2 separate regions of the Homo sapiens genome follow, and region 2 is linked to region 1. Evidence: chromatin contacts called from ENCODE Hi-C or POLR2A ChIA-PET data. All regions are on one chromosome and are shown on one strand. The core of a region is the stretch at or near the end of the contact, and the rest is flanking DNA. Distances in the headings are between cores, read along the strand shown.

The links. A loop is a pair of places that touch in the nucleus more often than their neighbours do. ChIA-PET counts read pairs that join two places held with the same protein, here RNA polymerase II (POLR2A). Pooled maps may share reads with other maps.
Region 2: a pooled map shows a loop between it and region 1 (4-fold over the local background). The contact joins the promoter of C19orf44 here to the promoter of NWD1 in region 1. A Hi-C loop is called at or near these places in 2 of 50 pooled maps. POLR2A ChIA-PET finds 5 or more read pairs at or near these places in 3 of 52 experiments (AG04449 and activated T-cell).

What each region holds. Positions count from the first base shown.
Region 1 is chr19:16,716,231-16,721,192 of GRCh38, forward strand. It overlaps NWD1 (NACHT and WD repeat domain containing 1), which reads left to right and starts at 3,617. Exons shown (of 19, transcript NM_001007525.5): 1 at 3,617-4,063.
Region 2 is chr19:16,494,216-16,499,177 of GRCh38, forward strand. It overlaps C19orf44 (chromosome 19 open reading frame 44), which reads left to right and starts at 2,179. Exons shown (of 9, transcript NM_032207.4): 1 at 2,179-2,250. CALR3 (calreticulin 3) reads right to left here and starts at 1,952. Exons shown (of 9, transcript NM_145046.5): 1 at 1,824-1,952; 2 at 1,536-1,637. The coding sequence starts at 1,914. RefSeq lists enhancers at 1,216-1,716, 1,717-2,217, 1,852-2,281.

The DNA.
Region 1 (4,962 bases), core at 2,367-4,866:
GTGTGATCTCAGCTCACTGCAACTTCCGCCTCCTGGGTTCGAGCAATTCTCCTGCTTCTGCCTCCCAAGTAGCTGGGATTACAGGCATGCACCACCACGCCTGGCTAATTTTTTTTTTTTTTTGTATTTTTAGTAGAGATGGGATTTCACCATGTTGGCCAGGCTGGTCTCAAACTCTGGGCCTCAAGTGATCATCCCGCCTGGGCCTCCCAAAGTGCTGGGAGTGTGCCCGGCCCCAGCCACTATTTTTTAAGAGTACAAAATTGAAGCATATTCTGATAGGGAATTTAAAACACTCACTAAAGTAGGCAGAATAGTATAATGAACCGCAGCCCACCCTAACCACCATCACCCCCTACTCAACCTCGCCAACCCCGCCCCCATCCCATTTGCCTTCCTGTCAGGTATTATTTTGAAGCAAATCTCAGCTATCTTATCATTCCATAAATATTTTGTTATATGTCTCTAAAACATACACACTCTTTTTTTTTTTTTTTTGAGACAGGGTCTCACTCTGTTGCCCAAGCTGGAGCACAGTGGCGTGATCACGACTCATTGCAGCCTCAACTTCCCAGGTTCAAGTGATCCTTCCACCTCAGAGTAGCAGGGACCACTGGCACATGCACCATGTCTAGTTAATTTTTTAATTTTTTGTAAAAATGGAGTCTCAATATGTTGGCCAGTCTGGTCTTGAACTCCTGAGCTTAAGTGATCCTCCTGCCTTGGCCTCCCAAACTGCTGGGATAACAGGCATGAGGCACTGCACCTGGCCCAGACTCTTTAAAAGCCTAACCAGTCTGGGCATGGTGGCTCATGCCTGTAATCCCAGCACTTTGGGAGGCCGAGGCGGGTGCATCACCTGAGGTCAGGAGTTCCAGACCAGCCTGGACAACATGGTGAAACCCCGTCTCTACTAAAAATACAAAATATTAGCCAGGTGTGGTGGCAGGTGCCTCTAATCCCAGCTACTCGGGAGGGTGAGACAGGAGAATTGCTTGAACGTGGGAGGCGGAGGTTGCAGTAAGCCAAGATCATGCCATTGCACTCCAGCCTGGATGACAAGAGCAAAACTGTCTCGAAAACAAAAACAAAAATAAAAACAAAAACCTCACCGCAATACCATTGTCACACTGCAAAAACTTTGCCAATAATTTTTTAATATCTGTAGATTCCAGTTTAGCCAATAACTGTGGAGTTTTGGAATCATATCCGAATTTGGCTGTTAGCTCACTTCCTTGCCAAGGAAACTTGGGAAATTGTTTAACTTCTTTGAAGCCTATTTTCTTTCTTCTTCTTTTTTTTTTTAAACGCAGTCTCACTTTGTCACCCAGGCTGGAGTGCAATGGCGTGATCTCGGCTCACTGCAACCTCCGCCTTCCGGGTTCATGCGATTCTCCTGCCTCAGCCTCTCGAGTAGCTGGGATTACAGGTGCTCACCACCACGCCCAGCTAATTTTTGTATTTTTAGTAGAGACAGGGTTTCATCACGTTGGTCTGGAAGCCTGTTTTCATCATCAATGAACTGGGATAGTAAATTGAAGCCCCCAGATTGCTTGGAGTATTGGAGACAGTATGTTTCCTAAAATTTCAGCCCCTAAAACTTCTTTTCTTTTCTTTTTCTTTTTTTGTTTTAAAGAGACAGGGTTTTGCTCTGTTGCCCAGGCTAGAGTGCAGTGAGGCAATCATATCTCACTGCAGCCTTGACTTTCTGGGCTCAAGTAATCCTCCCACCTCAACCTCCCGAGTAGTTGGGACTACAGGCACACACCACCACGCCCAGCTAATTTTTTGTTATTGTTGTTGTTGTAGAGATGAGGGTCTCACTATGTTGCCCAGGCTGGTCTTGAACTCCTGGCCTTGAGTGATCCTCCCACCTTGGCTTCCCCAGTAGCTGGGACTACAGGAGCATGCCACTGTGCCTGGCAGCACCTGAAACTTCTTTTTTTTTTTTTTTTGTGAGATGGAGTGTAGTGTGGCTCTGTCGTCCAGGCTGGAGTGCAATGGCGTAATCTCTGCTCACTGCAACCTCTGCCTCCCAGGTTTAAGTGATCCTCCTGCCTCAGCCTCCCAAGTAGCTGGGATTACAGGCACCTGCCACCATGCCTGGCTAATTTTTGTTTTTAGTAGAGATGGGGTCTCACCATATTGGCCAAGCTGGTCTCAAATTCCTGACCTCAGGTGATTTGCCCACCTCGGCCTCCCAAAGTGCTGGGATTACAGGCATGAGCCACCGCGCCTGACCAAGTATCTGAAACTTCTATCCCTGAAAATATAGTAACACTATTATTATTACTTTTTCTTTGAGATGGAGGCTTGCTCTGTCGCCCAGGCTGGAGTGCAGTGGCGCAATCTCGGCTCACTGCAAGCTCCACCTCCCAGGTTCATGCCATTCTCCTGCCTCAGCTTCCTGAGTAGCTGGGACTACAGGTGCAAACCACCACGCCCAGCTAATTTTTTGTTTTTTGTTTTTTGTTTTTTATGTAGAGACAGGGTTTCACCATGTTAGCCAGGATGGTCTTGATCTCCTGACCTCGTGATCTGCCTGCCTTGGCCTCCCAAAGTGCTGGGATTACTGGCGTGAGCCACCATGCCTGGGTGACTTGTGAGTTTTTGAGACAAAGTCTCGCTCTGTCACCCAGGCTGGAGTGCAGTGGTGCGATCTCGGCTCACTGCAAGCTCCACCTCCCGGGTTCATGCCATTCTCCTGCCTCAGCTTCCTGAGTAGCTGGGACTACAGGTGCAAACCACCACGCCCAGCTAATTTTTTGTTTTGTTTTGTTTTGTTTTTTTTGTAGAGACGGGGTTTCACCGTGTTAGCCAGGATGGTCTTGATCTCCTGACCTCGTGATCTGCCTGCCTTGGCCTCCCAAAGTGCTGGGATTACTAGCGTGAGCCACCATGCCCGGGTGATTTGTGAGTTTTTGAGACAAAGTCTTGCTCTGTCGCCCAGGCTGCAGTGCAGTGGCAGGATCTCGGCTCATTGCAACCTCCAACTCCCAGGTTCAAACAATTCTTGTGCCTCAGCCTCCCAAGTAGCTGGGATTACAGGCATGCGTCACCACGCCCAGCTAATTTTTCTATTTTTAGTAGAGATAGGGGTCTCACCATATTGGCCAGTCTGGTCTTGAATGCCTGACCTCAGGTGATCCGCCTGCCTCGGCCTCCCAAAGTGCTGGGATTACAGGCATGAGCCACCGTGCCCGGTCTTGGAGTTTTAATGGTAATTAATCATGGCTAACATCTCACGGGCCCTTCCTGTGATGTAGGTGTAGTGTTAGTCTCACTCTCTATATAAATGCTTTTCATTGTCTCACCAACACAGGAAGTTAGTGAGAAAATTCAAGTGCAGAGTAGTGAAGCGTCACAGGCAAGGGACTTCACCTTTCTGCATCTTGTTTTCTTCATCTGTGAAACAGGATCATAATGTCTGTCTCTTGGGGTAATAATGTGGACTGCTAATGCCAAATGCCAACCAACTGCACCTCCTAGACTGTCAGCAAATGGCATCTTTTACGAGGAGCCGTATCAGCCTGGCACACAATAGTTAACCACTAAGTCTGGGCTGAATGCCCGGCTAAGCTGGTGCCCTAGTGCAAACAATCGCTTTCATTATCCCAGTTGCTGGGAGAATTGGGCAAGGAGAGACCCATAAAATACCTAAGACGAAAGTTACTAGGATAGCCAGGGGCTTGTCTTCCGGGTGGCGCCGAGGCCAGGAAACTGTCCTCTCTAACCTATTTCCCCAGAGGAGTCTAAATTGGTCGTTCAACTACCAGCAAAGGCTAAAGAGAGGCTGGAGCCCCCAGGACAGCCAGAACGCTGACACTGCAAAGGGCCTCTGTCCTTACTGGGGAAGCCCAGTCCTGCTCAGCTGTCTTCTTCAGCAACAAACAGAAGTCCAGAAAGAGAAACAGTTGTGGAGGAAGCTGTTGTGATGATAATTTACTGAGCACCTACTATGTGCCAGGCACGCCAGCCTTACCAGACAAGATCCTTGGGCTCATGGAATTCACTTTCTCGTGGGACAGACAAACAATAACATGTAGAAACATATCAGCTGTTGGTGAGTACCATGCAGAAAATTAAAATAAGGCGATGGCATTGGGAGTGACTTAAGGGGTCACTACGCAATGGGATGGTCAGAGACAGCCTCTCAGGAGGAGGTAGCATTGAAGCTAAAATGTGAACAACATGAACAGATGCAGCATAGAGCACTAAAGTACAGGACGTGCAAAGGCCCTGAGGTTGAAATAAGCTAAATGCATTAGACTAGGGGGTTCTCGAGTAAGGGGAATTCTGCCCCCTAGGGGACATTGCAATGTCTAGGGAGACTTTTTTTTTTTTGAGACGGAGTCTCGCTCTGTCACTAGGCTGGAGTGCAGTGGCGTGATCTCAGTTACTGCAAGCTCTGCCTCCCAGGTTCACACCATTCTCCTGCCTCAGCCTCCTGAGTAGCTGGGACTACAGGTGTCCGCCACATGCCCGGCTAATTTTTTGTATTTTTAGTAGAGACGGGGTTTCACCGTGTTAGCCAGGATGGTCTCGATCTCCTGACCTCATGATCTGCCCTCCTCGGCTTCCCAAAGTGCTGGGATTACAGGCGTGAGCCACCGCACCTGGCCGAGACTTTTTCTTTTTGAGATGGAGCCTTGCTCTGTTGCCCAGGCTGGAGCGCAGTGGCACGATCTCGGCTCACTGCAACCTCTGCTTCCCGGGTTCAAGCGATTCTCCTGCCTCAGGCTTCCGAGTAGCTGGGATTACAGGTACATGCCACCGCGCCAGCTAATTTTTGTATTTTTAGTAGAGATGGGGTTTCGCCATGTTGGCCAGGCTGGTCTCGAACTCCTGGCCTCAAGTAATCTGCCTGTTTTGGCCTCTCAAAGTGCTGGGATTAGAGGTGTGAGCCACTGCACCCAGCCTAGGGATACTTTTTAATTGTGACGACTTTGGTGGTGGTGGTGG
Region 2 (4,962 bases), core at 929-3,428, 220 kb before region 1:
ACACTTGGCTAACTTTTTTGTATTTTTGTGGAGACAGGGTTTCACCATGGTGACCAGGCTGGTCTCAAACTCCTGACTTCAAGTAATCCGCCTGCCTTGGCCTCCCAACATGCTGGGATTACAGGCGTGAGCCACCGTGCCTGACCATATTTTTCTTTTTTTTTGAGATGGAGTCTCACTCTGTCACTGAGGCTGGAGTGCAGGGGCATGATCTCTGCTCACTGCAACCTCTGCCTCCCGGGTTCAAGTGATTCTTCTGCCTCAGCCTCCCGAGTAGCTGGGACTACAGGCATGAGCCACCACACCCAGCTAATTTTTGTATTTTTAGTAGAGACAGGGTGTCACCGTATTGGCCAGACTGGTTTTGAACTCCTGACCTCATGATCCGCTCGCCTAAGGCCTCCCAAAGTGCTGGGATTACAGGCATGAGCCACCGCGCCTGGCCTATTTTTCTTTTTAATACGAAAATTAAAATGAGAAAAAGTACCCACTAACCTTTTCCTTCTGAGGGGCATGGCCCTTGATCCTCAAATGCACTTGACTAGTGTCTATTAAGAGGGGCAATTTTGGTAATGCCTACTAATAACACATTCATATAAATATAATCCAAAGAAGGTTAAATACCATTGCATATTTGACAGTGCTTCAAGTATGATTTTATTATACCAAATAAGCTGAATATGTCTCCTTGGACTTCAGGGGACCTAATACCAATAAAAGTAATAATAATGATAATAGGCCAAGCACCATGGCTCACGCCTATAATCCCAGCACTTTAGGAGGCCGAGGCAGGTGGATTACTTAAGGCCAGGAGTTTGAGTCCAGCCTGGGCAATGTGGTGAAACTCTGTCTCTAAAAAAATTAGCAGGGCATGGTGGCGCACGCTTGTAATCGCAGCTCCTCAGAAGCCTGAAGCAAGAGAATCACTTGAACCCGGGAGACGGAGGTTTGAGTGAGCCAAGATCGTGCCACTGCACTCTAGCCTAGGCGACAGAGCGAGACTCCTACTACCAAAAAAAAAAAAAAAAAAAAAAAGGAATCTTTGGCAATAAAGAAAGGAGAGAGGAGGCTGGATGTTGTGGCTCATGCCTGTAATCCCAGCACTTTGGGAGGCCAAGGTGGGTGGATCATGAGGTCAGGAGTTCGAGACCAGCCTGGCCAACGTGGACCCTGTCTCTACTAAAAGTACAAAAATTAGCCGGTCATGGTGGCGCGCGCCTGTAGTCTCAGCTACTCGGGAGGCTGAGGCAGGAGAATTGCTTGAACCCGGGAGGTGGAAGTTGCAGTGAGCCGAAATCGCGCCACTGCACTCCAGCCTGGGCAACAGAGCAAGGCTCCGTCTCAAAAAAAAAAAAAAAAAAAAAGGAGAGAAGAAACAAAAAAACAAGGAAAGGAGCCCCTTAAGTTCTACCTTTGCCTTAATGTCTTCATCTGTAAAACGGGAATAAAAGCGTTTTGGCTGTGCCACAACTACCTAGAGAGGTTGCTATGGAAATGTAACATTAGGCTCAATTTGGTCCTGATTCTACACTAACCTTTATCTTTCTCTTTATGACCATAAAACTTGCCCGACGAAAGTCTAAAATGCCCAAATCGGGAGTCATTGGTGGACTGCAACCATCGGTTTCTCCAATGCTCTGTGGGGAAGGGGAAATAACACCGGTTAGAGGTGATAATGGTTAATTTGGGCTAAGGGAAGGGTGAAGGGGACCCTCGAGGATTCGAGGGTTCGCTGCCGTGGACCCCGTGGCGACTCTGGCCAGCCTTAGGGGGCGGAGATGGGGGAGCTTACACCTCCGCCACCACGGGCGTGGCCCCTTCACCTCCGTCTAGAAATTCCTCTTGGAAATAGACGGTAGCCAGCGCCACTCGCAGCATGCATATGGCCCAGAGCTGGACCAAAGCCCGGGCCATGGGGGTGTGCACTGCGCTTCCGGTCGCCGCCACCCCTTAGCTCCCAGCTCTCTCTGCGGCTCTTCAGGCGCGTCCCGAAACTACAACTCCCGTCACAACTCGCGATTATGACCTGAGGGTCCCATTGGTCGCTGCGGCGCGGGGCACGTTGGGCCCGCCCCGGAACTACCGCTCCCATGACACCCCGCGATTGTGATTCGGGGCGCCATTGGTCTGCGGGGCGCGGTGCTTCCCGGGAGATGTAGTCTCTTCTGCTCTGGCTCTGTTGCCCAGGGCAACCGCTCCTTCAGGCGTGAATGTGGCGGCTGCCTCTGCGAATGGACGGCGTGGGAAGAGGTCGGCAGGGCTGGTGGGGAGGTGACCTAGCTGGGCGTCCGGGCTCGCGAGGGGGATACGGGGAAATGGGGCCTTCTCCGGGGCTGAGCTGGTTGGGCCGCTGCAGGATGGTCCCGCGCCTCAGTTTCCCTGTCTGGGGTCTATTGGAGCATGGTCCTGCGCGGGTCGCTTCATAGCTGGGGAGAAGAGCAGGATGGTCTCAGGGGCGCCAGGGTTTTCAAGTTTTGGTTTGTTGATTTGTAACAACTTTATTGAGCCTTCATTTACATACCATAGTGTTCGCCACTTTTAAGCTGACGACTCCGTTATTTTTAGTAAATCTACAAAGTTGTGAAGCCGTCGCCACCATCCAGCTCATCCAGCTTTAGAACTTTGCGTCAGGCCGGGCGCGGTGATTCACGCCTGGAATCCCAGCACTTTGGGAGGCAGAGGCGGGAGGATCACTTGAGGCCAGGAGATCCAGACCAGCCTGGGCAACCTGGCGAGACCCCATCTCTAAAAAAGATAAAAATAAAAAATTAGCCAGGTGTAGTGGCACGCGCCTGTAGTCCCAGCTACTCAGGATGTTGAGGCAGGAGGGAGGATTGCTTGTGTCCAGGAGGTCAAGGGCTGCTGTGAGCTGTGATCATGCCACTGCACTCCGGCTAATTTTTTGTATTTTTAGTAGAGATGGGGTTTCACCATGTTTGCCACGCTGGTCTCGAACTCCTGACCTCACGTAATCTGCCAGCCTTGGCCTCCCAAAGTGCTGGGATTATAGGCGTGAGTCACAGCACCGGCCCGATCTGCTTTCTGAGTTTATTGGTTTGCCTTTTCTTGACAGTTCTTACAAATGAAATGATAGGGTGTGTGGAGTTTAGTGTCTGGCTACTTTCTTTTTTCTTTCCTTTTTTTTTTTTTTTTGAGACAGATTCTCGCTCTGTTACTTAGGCTGAAGTGCAATGGTGCGATCTCGGCTCACTGCGAACTCCGCCTCCCAGGTTCAAGCAATTCTCCTGTCTCAGCGTCCTGAGTATTTGGGATTACAGGCGCATGACACCACGCCCCGCTAATTTTTGTATTGTTAGTAGAGACGGGGTTTTACCATGTGTGTCAGGCTGGTCTCGATCTCCTGACCTCGTGATCCGCCCGCCTTAGCCTCCCAAAGTGCTGGGATTACAGGCGTGAGCCACTGCGCCCGGCTTGGCTACTTTCCCTTAGCGTGATGTATTTGAGATTCCTGCGTGCTGTTATATTAGTATTTGTTTTTTAAATTGCTGAACTGTATTACACTGTATGGATGGACCATAGTTTGTAATCCATTCACTAATTAATGGATAGTTACATTGTTTTCCGTTTTAGTCTACTAGGAGTAATAAATATTATGGGGCCAGGTATGATGATGTGGGATTGTAATCTCAGCATTTTGGGAGGCTGAGGCTGCGGATCTCTAGAACCCCAGGAATCTGAGAACAGCCTGGGCAACACAGTGAGACCTTGTTTCTACAAAAAGTTAGCTAGGCATGGCAATGTGTGTCTGTAGTCCCAGCTACCCAGGAAGCTGAGGTGGGAGGATCGCGTGACCCCGGGAGGTCGAGGCTGTAGTGAGCCATGATAACACCACTGCACTCAGCCTGGGCAACAGAGTGAGAGCCTGTCTCAAAACAAAACAAAACTATTACGAACATTTGCATACATTTGCATTTCTCTTGGGCCACATGGGAGTGGAATCCCTGGATCACATGGTAACTCTATGTCTAACCTTTTGAGGAACCAACTGTTTTCCACATTGAGGACTACATAATTTTACAATTCCCCCAACAACATATGAGGGTTCCAATTTCTTTATTTTTTTTAGAGATAGGGTCTTGCCCTATCATCCGGGCTGGAGTCCAGTGGCACGATCATAGCTCACTGCAGCCTCAAACTCCTGGGCTCAAGCAATCCTCCCACCTCAGCCTCCCGAGTAACTGGGACTACAGGTGTGTGCCATCAGACCCAGCTAATTTTTTCATTTTTTGTAGAGATGGAGTCTCCCTATGTTGCCCAGGCTGGTCTCGAACTCATGGGTTCAAACAGTCCTCCCATCCTGGCCTCCCACAGTGCTGGGATTACAGGTGTGAGCCACTGTGGGCTTCAATCTGTTCACTTCCTCACTGACACTTGTTACGTGTATTTTTGATTATAGCCATGCTAGGGGATGTGAAGTAGTAGCTCCTCATGGTTTTTTTCTTTTTTTTTTTTGAGACGGAGTCTCTCTCTTTTGCCCAGGCTGGAGTGCAATGGCGCGATCTCGGTTCACTGCAAGCTCTGCCTCCTGGGTTCATGCCATTCTCCTGCCTCGGCCTCCTGAGTAGCTGGGACTACAGGCGCCCACCACCGCGCCCGGCTAATTTTTTGTGTTTTTAGTAGAGACGGGGTTTCACTGTGTTAGCCAGGATGGTCTCTATCTCCTGACCTCATGATCCGCCCACCTCGGCCTCCCAAAGTGCTGGGATTACAGGCGTGAGCCACCACGCCTAGTCTGTTACTGGCATTTAAATGTTACTGAGCACTTTTTCATGTCCCACACAGAATATATAGGAATCCTATGAGGGTAGTAATTGTTATTTTTACAGATGAGCAGGCTGACACAGAGCGATTAAGTAACTTGCCCGGGGTCACACAGACCAGGAAGTCTGCATTATTTCTGCCAGGCATATTTTTCTGTTCTCTGACCCCTGTGGTCAGTCC